Linked DNA regions of Homo sapiens: region 1 is linked to region 2. Evidence: chromatin loops called from intact Hi-C (ENCODE). Cell type or tissue: PC-3. All regions are shown on one strand.

What was found. A loop is a pair of places that touch in the nucleus more often than their neighbours do. Peaks named below come from ENCODE experiments on the same cell type or tissue, not always from the same donor. Only the 100,000 strongest peaks of a DNase experiment are listed, where the experiment ranks them.
Region 1: a loop joins it to region 2, with 2.4 times the contacts of the local background. A loop is called at or near these places in 2 of 110 quality-filtered maps.

Annotation. Positions count from the first base shown.
Region 1 is chr3:152,936,262-152,941,261 of GRCh38, reverse strand. No RefSeq gene overlaps it. Among named protein-coding and RNA genes, the nearest start is that of P2RY1, 100 kb to the right of the region's middle. In PC-3, CTCF peaks have their summits at 2,077 (motif pointing left) and 3,853; no DNase peak of the experiment used is centred here.
Region 2 is chr3:152,832,720-152,837,719 of GRCh38, reverse strand. It overlaps P2RY1 (purinergic receptor P2Y1), which reads right to left and starts at 2,589. Exons shown (of 1, transcript NM_002563.5): 1 at 1-2,589. The coding sequence starts at 1,937. The coding sequence ends at 816. RefSeq lists silencers at 1,626-1,920, 2,633-2,682 and an enhancer at 2,353-2,452. In PC-3, CTCF peaks have their summits at 2,090 and 2,291; a DNase peak (open chromatin) is centred at 2,979; H3K4me3 peaks cover 2,038 bases; H3K27me3 peaks cover 3,682 bases.

The DNA.
Region 1 (5,000 bases), 100 kb before region 2:
GGTGTTTTAAAATCTTAACTTAGATGTAATTTTTAAATAATTTATTTGGCAGTGTGACTGACATTTCAACACAAAAAAGATTGTGGAGAAGCACTAAATAGTCATAGAGCAAAATACTTTATAAGAATAATAGTAATTATTGAGGTGTGTTTCACACATTTAGTGTCTACACATACACAAAGACAAAAGCTTGGTGTGGGCCATTATTAAATCCTAAGATGGTTCATATACCCTTAGTTGCTTTTATAAAAGTGAGTCTTTGTAACCGTGGAAATGATCTTGGTTCTCCAGGCAAAGGTATAGCATGAAGATGACTCAGATAACTATAAAGAACTTTTTTAAAACCTCAATTCATTGGTAGTCTTCACTCTCTGTCATGCTTAATTATTGCCAGTAGTAAATGTTGTTGGGGCATCAGTTGACCCCATATTTCTCTGCTTATTTGTTTATTTTTTATTTTTTGAGACAGAGTCTTGCTCTGTCACCCAGGCTGGAGTGCAGTGGCACGATCTCAGCTCAATGCAACCTCCGCTTCCTGGGTTCAAGCAATTCTCCTATCTCAGCCTCCTGAGTAGCTGGGACTACAGGTGCATGCCACCACACCTGGCTAATTTTTGTGTTTTTAGTAGAGATGGGGTTTCACCATATTGGTCAGGCTGGTCTTGAATTCCTGACCTCAGGTGGTCCACCCACCTTGGCCTCCCAAAGTGCTGGGATTACAGGTGTGAGCCACCATGCCCGGCCTTCTCTGCTCACTTTATTGCTCTATTCTTGCTTGTAATAGATGATGTGTTGGACTGACGACTGACTAAATGGTCCATTGACATATTAAGGAAGAACTTACCAACTCTATAGAAATTACAAACCTGAAACAAGAAAAGAAACTGTAGCAGTTACTGGATCCAGGGCCCTAGTAAAGTACCCAGTCATCTCTTGGTACCCCACACTTTGGGGAAACACCCATTCTACATTTCAGGCTTTGTGCTTTAGGTGTTTTTCTTTCTCTCACCTTCAGGGTTGGGTCTTAGGTTGGCCAAAGTCAAGCAGCATAAAACATCCTTTTGATCAGAGTGATTGATTTGGGGATTTACTTACAACTAAGTTTGGGCAATGAGCAGGCCTGGTATTTTTTGTATGTGATAGCAGAGAAAAGTTCTATTTAGGGACTCAAAGCTGAGAAAGTATACATTCTGGAGCTGCAGTAGCCAACTAGAAATCAAGAGTGGAAAGCTTAGCTGAGAATGAAGAAAATGCATAGACAGCCAAGTTCAGAGATGTAGAGAATTAGGCCTTAGTAACATCATTGGAGCCCCTGAGTTAAGACCCATCTGAAGCCAGCCTTACTCCTGGACTTGTAATCACAGTATACAAAAATTTAGTTTGTGCTTATGTCATTTTGGTTGGGTTTTAGGTTACCTGTCATAGAAAAAGTCCTGTTTAGATGCTTGGAGGCAGCATGCTCGTTAAGAGTCATCACCACTCCCTAATCTCAAGTACCCAGGGACACAAACACTGTGGACTAGGAAAACCAGAGACCTTTGTTCACTTGTTTATCTGCTGACCTTCCCTCCACTATTTTCCTATGACCCTGCCAAATCCCCCTCTGCGAGAAACACCCAAGAATGATCAATAAAAATAAATAAATAAATTTTTAAAAAAAAGAAGAAAAAAAAAGAAAAAGTCCTGTTTAATATAGCACATTTCCTCATCATCAAAGCACTACTTAGACTTTTACCTTCTCGATTGTGACTCCATTAGAAGGATGATGGCAAGTAATACCACATCCTGACAGCTGTCAATGACATCAAAGATTGGGATCTCATTTCTGCTGATTTGATTACATATATGTGTGTGTGTGTCTACCACATATTGAAACAAGTTTCTTTTTAATGCATTAGTAAATGTCTTATTATTTAAGCAACAGGAGGTTGAGGTTGCTATTTTTCCTTCTAGCAATCTACAAAGCATGAAATATAACCATGTGGCTTGAATGGGGAAAATAAGCCATAGGAAGATCTGGATCTAATATTTTAAGGATTAAATAGATGTCAGGAGAAGAAGGCTGTGCTGATTAATAGAGACCCCTCTAGTGGCCATAAATTGGGGCACAGAGGGAATCAAAATAATATTTTTTTAATCTGAACTGCTCAAGTATTTTGCTTTCCATCCCCTGCAGCTGAAGTTGTCTTATTGTATACAAATGATTTCAGATAAAATTGGATAATGAAAAAATTGTAGCCCATAGGCAAACAGCAGTGTTTTGCATTGGATTGTAGTTTAGCAGTTGACAGGCTTAAAGTGGCTCATAACATACCAGAAAAGAGATGGGGTCAGCTCTTTACTGTGTAATATTCAGTGGCATTATGAAAAATTTGCTAAAGGAAATGTGATACCTCGTAAAGTCCCAGTAGCAGAGGCTAGGAGAAACAGTGTCAGCTATGCAATATTTTACTGCATAAATATGAAGTTTATTTCAAAGATCCTCTCAGTACCTATTAAACAGTATTGAGGGTGCAAGTGTTATACAAGCTGCTCAAAGATATTCTACATTTTGTATTTGTGCAAAATGTTCTAATATATCTGGAATTAAAATGTAACAACTAAACCCAGATAGTGAATGCAATAATAAAGATAATAATAACAAATAGATAGTGTATTTTACTTTCTTCCCTTTGTCATATTCTGTGAGGTAAAATGTCAGAAGTCATCTAAGAGTATTCTGGTATTCCTGAAAAAGTGTTAGCAATTACTTACAATAGTTTGAACTTACAAGAATGGAAACTGGATTGTAGTGAAAGAAAATAAGAAATAAATAGTAACAAATGTCCTCACATATATTTTAAAGAAAACTGTGAGTTTCTAAGAGTAAACTAAAAATAAACTTAAGAAACAAAATAACTTAAGGCTGACTCAAGGCAATCCAAATGTAATAATATGAAATGTTTTGTTCAATGGATATCTTTCAGGGTGAATTTGGCTACTTAATGTGGTTCTGATAACCTGGCAGCAGACTTGGTCTGTGAAGTGCCTAGGCTAATGGATAGAAGATAAAGGTAAGTCTGACTTGCAGAATCTTCAAAGGGTTTCAATAATATATCCCATAACCTAATGGGAGCTACCCTGCAGTTTTACTAAATCAAAGGATGTATACTCTGTCAAAGAATGTATGCTTTGACAGTGACTTATGTAAATCATTCCAGATACCCACTTCATTACAACATTTCACCACAATCTATTCACAGTTTAACACCTCACTTTCACCAAAAGCATTAGGGAGTAAGATGTCAGCTGGTCTTCTAACCTGGGAATACTTGCACCTGAAGGTCTCCTCCTGTCTTCTTGCTACGAGCTTCTGGCATATTATGACATTTAACGTCTGCCCATAAAAACTGGTGCTCCAGCTTTACTAGACAGATTGGTACCAATAATATCATTTAGGTATTTCCAAGTTTAAACATCAATAGATAAAAAATACTAACATTGCATAATTCTGCAAGCAGGTCATTGGAAGTATGAACAAATATTAACCAAAGAAATCCAGGTTGTCTCTGGCAATTCCTAACAAAGAATTCAAAGGATTACAGTATTGCCTAAGGATGGGAGTAATCAGAACAAAAACCACTGCTTAAATGGAGGGTCCAAATTAGCCCCCCAGTTTTGATGTTTATAACTAAGAAATTTGAGAATTAGGGGTTAAAGGAGCTGACACAAGTCATATAGATAAGAAATGGAGGAGTCAGGATTTCAAGGGAGTCTGATTCTCGAGACCTTCCATTTAGCTACTATTCCTGAGAACAGCAATACAAGTACCACAGTTACGTCTTAAGGTGACACTCTAACTCAAGAAATGCATTGTAGCATGGAGAAAACAGTCCATTTGGAAAATCATTGACAAAAATTTAAAAGTAATTAGATTTGAATCATCTGGATAGAATTCAATATGAGTTTCCATTTCAGAATCATTCTGTTCTCTAATGATGTCAAATTCTTTTTAGAAGATTTTCCATAATGCTATTTAAATTTGCACAGCAAAAAAGAATCCATGTGTTACCATATTTTCTTTACGATACCTTTCATTCATGCATTCATTCAACTAATGTTTATGGAGTGCCTTCAAAGTGGTCAGGCATTCTTTTAGGTTCTGTGTATACATCAGAGAACAAAACAATAAGGACAGTATCTTGACCTCATAAAGCTTATATTCTAATATGGAAAGACAGAAAATAAATGTAAGAAATAACTATATTACACAGTATATAGTATAGTGAAAAGATATTTAGTACTATAAAAAATAAAGCATGGTAAGTAGACTTGAACTGCTGGAGTAGGGGATTCATTTAAATAGGGTGAACAGTGTAGGCTTCATAGAGAAGGTGACATTTCAGCAAAGACTTAAAGAGGTAAGAGAAGGAGCCATACAGATAGATATCTGGAAGAAGAGCATTACAGACAGATAGAGAAAACAGCCACTGCAAAGATTCTGAAGTGGAAATAGCTCAGCGTTTTTGAAGAATAGGAAGGTGTATATGTCTGAGTCAGAGCAAACAAGGGGTATGGTAGTAGGTGATAGGATCAGACAGATGCAGTCCTTCAGGTCCTTGTACTGATTTAGGTCTTCAGTATGCATGAAATAAGCCACCAGGAGGGTTTGACAGAAGAGTGACATGATCTAACTTAGTATTTCAACAGTGTCACTCTGCTTGTGTTGAGACAAGGCTGCAGGAAGGAAAAGTTAGAAGTGTAGTACCTGTTATTAGAATAATCCAGGTGAGAGTTGGTGCTGATTTGGATTGTGGTGGGATTGGTTGAGATGGTAACAAATAATATTATTCTAGATATGTTTTGAAGGCAGAGCTAACAAGGATTCTGGTGCATGAGATTAAGGGTGGGAGAGAAAGAAAGAAGAATTACTATCAGGCTTTCAGCTTGGGCAATGAAAGTTTGAAGTTGCCATTTACTGAGATGTTAAGAGTATAGGTGTAGCTGGTTTGGGGGTAACT
Region 2 (5,000 bases):
GCACAGCAGTGGGGCAAGTAAATGCTCTTTATCACAAGATGTCTAAGAGAGCTCATGGTGTTTACAAGGAAAATACATGCACTTTAATTATTTTGAATGCATTTTACCAGTACGATAATATATGCAGGCTTTCCCCATCAAACATTTAGCACCCAATATATAATGAGACCTTTTCCAGAAATAACTGGAAAACAATCACTTTTCAGGCTTTTAAATTCATTAGCTTTACTTGTCTATTCAATGCCCTAAAGAAACTCAGTCAACTATCATCTATGCTTATAAGACACTGAAAAAAACACCCCGCTCAGAGATCCATTGATCTGATGCCGGATGAACTGATGAGTTTAGTGTTTTGTTATATACCATGCTAGATATTTCTGAGAATATAGATTTTTTATTCCTACTGTGGATTTTAAAAAAACAATAAAGGCTAGATAAACCACAAACTCAAGTTGCAGGGGGCTAGTTTTCTTAGAGAAATTACTAATATCAAAAACAGCCCCAGTACTCATGTGCACACACACTTTAAACAGAAAAGCCTGCACATTTTAAAGGCAAAAGAGAAAGTAAATGTTTAACTAGGTAGTATTGTTTTATTATACATACTTCTAGTCAGAAGGAAGAGAGACTGTGAAAGCAAACCCAAACAAGCTAAGTGTGGATGTGGGCATTTCTACTTCTATTATTTTTTTAACTCACTATTTTCTTGGTTTGATTTTTTTCTAAACTAGAAAGTTAAAGAGGGGAAAAGTACTTGATTCTGTTAAGCATCCTACCATATTACAACAGAGAGGTGTTTGGAGATTCTTGTGCCTTCACAGGCTTGTATCTCCATTCTGCTTGAACTCAGGTAAAATATTGAGGGTCATGTCTTCACTCTTGGATTGCAAATTTGCCTCACTTCTTCTAGAAGCTTTCCTTGTGGCTCGGGAGAGTCTCCTTCTGAAAGTATCTCCCGCCAAGAAATAGAGAATGGGGTCCACACAACTGTTGAGACTTGCTAGACCTCTTGTCACCTGATACGTGGCATAAACCCTGTCATTGAAAGCACACATTGCTGGGGTCTGAAAATCAAGCCGGGCCCTCAAGTTCATCGTTTTCATCACATGGAAAGGGATGTAAGACACAGCAAAAACAGTCAGTACAATGATTACCAGGTAAATCGATTTTCTCCTCAGAGGAGAGTTGTCCAGATCTTTGTAAATCAAAGCTCTCACAATTAATCCGTAACAGCCCAGAATCAGCACCAAGGGGACACAGAACATGGCCACGGTCGTGCACATGCTGTAGATGAAATAACTTCGCAGGTACTCGTCTGAGGTGGTGTCGTAACAGGTGATGGTTTTGTTTTTGCGGACCCCGGTACCTGAGTAGAAGAGGATGGGGGAGATCGCCACCACCACAATGAGCCACACCAGCACGCTGATACAGATCGCATTCTTCTTTTTGAGCCGGCCCAGGGACTTGAGGGGGTACACCACACCGCTGTACCGGTGGGCACTGATGCATGTCAGAAACAAGATGCTGCCATAGAGGTTCACATGAAAGATGAACCTCTGCAGTTTACACATGGCATCCCCGAAGATCCAGTCTGTTTTATTGAAGTAGTAGAAGATCAGGGCTGGCAGAGTCAGCACGTACAAGAAGTCGGCCAGAGCCAAATTGAACATGTACACGGAGATGCCGCTCCAGGGCTTCATGTGGAAGACGAACATCCAGATGGCCACGCTGTTGCCCAGGAAGCCGATGATGAATACCAAGATGTAGACAGCCGGCAGGTAGTAAAACTGGAAGCCCGTCTTGGTCAAGGCGCATTTGAACGACGAGGAGACGGCGGCAGTGGAGGCGACCGTGCTGTTCCCCCAGGACGAACCCGGACCGGCCAGGAAGGCAGCGTCCGTCCCGTTGGGGACAGCCGGCCACAGCACCTCGGTCATTCTCTCCTCCTCGACTTAGGCGGCGGCTCCGAGGGGTAGGAGGCGGCGAGAGGGCAGCGGCGGCCAGGGGCGCAGCAAGCATCGGAAAAGCCAGCGAGCGGAAGGGAGCAGGCGAACTGGATCCCCGCGGGAGGGGGCGCGCAGGGGCTCGCCCACGCCAGCTCTGGCCCCGCGTTCGCCGCGGGCCATGAAATCCGCCCCGGGCCGCCACCGAACTGGGCTATCGGGCAAGCCAGCAACTTCTCCGTCCGCTGGCAACGCCGAGCTTACACAACAGGGCGCGCAGGGAACCGCCGCGGATAACTTTCCGACTGCGCTTTCCCGAGGGGCCGCGGGTCCGCGCTGCAGAGCGCGCCAGAGGCGCAGCGAGGTCAAGGGAAACTCGCTCTGCAGGGCTCTAGCTTGGGGAGGCTGCTCCCCAGCCTCCTTGGCTCAAAGATCAACTTAATTGGGGGCATCTTCCTCCTCCCTACCTTAGAAACGTGCAGCTCAGTTTCGGGGCGTCTAACCGCTTCCTCCGCCCACCCTGAGCTCAGCTCCTGGCAGCCATCGGAGCGCGCGTGGCCGCAGACTCGTGCGCTTCTGCAGCGCGTCCCGTTCGGCGTCCGCGTAGTTCAGGAACCCCTTCCCCAGGCCCAGCTCTGTCCGGAGTGCCGGGGTTAGGCGGGAGAGCGGAGCTCCCTAGAGGGTGGGCGGAGTTTGGGCACCGGGGCGAGTCCGCACTCCGCGGGGAGGCGAGGGGCGTGCCTCCGCCGAGCTCGCCCAGCAGCCAGCCCGCGTCCTCCAGGGCGCAGTGGGAAGCAGGAGGCGTCTTCTGGGGAGCAGGTCTCCGCCGAGGCCGAGTGTGTTCAGCCTCTGCCGGCACGCTGCTACCGGAGTCGGCGGCGAGGGAGAGGGGTGCGCTCCAAGGTGGCTGCTGGCAGGCGATTGGCCCGCGAGCGCTCCTTCCCTCTTCCGCCAGCTATCTCGGCAAAGTGAAGTTGCTGACACACAGGAAACCCTTCCGACCGCTTAGAGCCTTCTGCCTACAACCCCAGAGCCGACCAGTCCGTAGCAGGAGCCTCTAGGGCCCTCGAGAACCACGCCAGGTGTTTTCAAGCTCCAAGCAGCCAGGAGTCCCTAGCTGGGAACGCCTGTCATTGCAGAGCGTCTAGCTTTGCCGGGACCGGATTTCTGGCACATGCAGGAACCTGCTATTCCAAGAGGGCGCGAGCCTCCAAAGGAATGAGGGTTGGGAGAGGAGTGGAGAACTCTGTTTCGCCCTTCTTACCTTTTTTTTTCTTTTTTTTAAATTCTAGTACTGTTTTTTCTTAATTACCCAAATGCTAATAAACCCACGTCATTAATAACATCAACGTGAGAATTTCCAAAATAGTCTTGTGAAGATATTACTAGTCCATATTGCACATTGCTTCAGCTCAAATTTGTCGTCATAGATACTTAACACCTATCAGACAAGACAAGCTCCCCAAATCCTCCTGTTCAGTACATTTAAAGATCAGAAGCTACAATGAAAAAAAAAAATTCGAAATTTATCCCTTTGAAAGTAATTTGAATGCCAAATGCAATACATTTATATTGATAGACGTAAAAGACGGTTATAATTCCAAAGTGACTAAGGTATGGTTTTGGTAGGGGGTGGCGGGGGGAGGGGGGTATTTCCAATTCTATTTCTTTAAGTTAAAGTGATTAGTTACAATTACCTCTAGTATCTTAAAAATACAGACTTGGGACTTCCTTAATTACTACATTTACTGACAAACTCGTTTTCTTGCCTTGAATGTAAATTTTAAGCAATGCACTTCAAAAATGTATTTGAGCAAGTTTAATTGGAAACTAAATGAAATATTAGCTGTTCAGGAACATATATAAATGGACCCGCACAAGAATGGAATCTAGCACTTCTTGACAAGTTACTAGTTAATGTATTTTTACATGACACATTAACAAAAGCTTTTCTCTTAGAGGAAAAAAAATCCAAAAAGAAAATATCTGTAAAATATATAACATCAAGATTTCTTTCTGGTCCCAGATGCTACATGATAGTGTTCCCTTAAAAAATAAAGGAAAACCACGAGCTCCTGGCTTTGATACCACAAAGGAAAATATCCCCCACAAGATCCAGATGGTTCTTTAGAGGAACACATATAGGAAGGAGCATATCTTAGCACATGGTATGAATACACTGGGTTTTGAATTGTAGTCAATTGAACAGCATAAAAATTAATAATAAAACAAGAGTAAATAATTCAAGTAAACAGTGTGAATGAGGTTGTCTTGAAAAGTCTTACTTTTTGTGTTTCCTTCCAATCTCCTGATTATATGAGTCTATGATTCTGAGCCTTAACATGAAACATTTGTGTATTGTTTGATTAGTATGGTCCTAGGTGGGATGATTGTCTATTAAGAGAGAAAAGGAAGCAAAGAAAACCATTAAGGGTTCCAGGGGTACTCAATAGGTCTTAAGTCCTCACTCCTTTGCATTTTTTATTTGCAACCTAGGCAATATCTGACTTCACTCAGAAGTTTGTTGCAAATGCATTAACTCATAATGTGAGTGTTTTGAAATGTACACTTAGTCCAGATACCATTAAGTACTTGCAGAAAACTGACACCTTACTAGGAATTGGGGGATAGTTGTTTTAAGTGCACCACAGACTTTTTAAAAAATGATGTTAAAAAATAAATTTTGGGCTGGGCGCTGTGGCTCACGCCTGTAATCCCAACACTTTAGGAGGCCGAGGTGGGCAGATCACGAGGTCAGGAGATGGAGACCATCCTGGCTAACACGGTGAAACCCCCTCTGTACTAAAAATACAAAAAATTAGCCGGGTGTGGTGGCGGGCACCTGTAGTCCCAGCTACTCGGGAGGCTGAGGCAGAAGAATGGTGTGAACACAGAAGGCGGAGCTTGCAGTGAGCTGAGATCGAGCCACTGCACTCCAGCCTGGGCGACAGAGTGAGACTCCGTCTCAAAATAAATAAATAAATAAATAAATAAATAAACAAACTTTGTAAGCATTGCTTTTGCATTCAACATATTTAACTACACAGTTATGTTTCA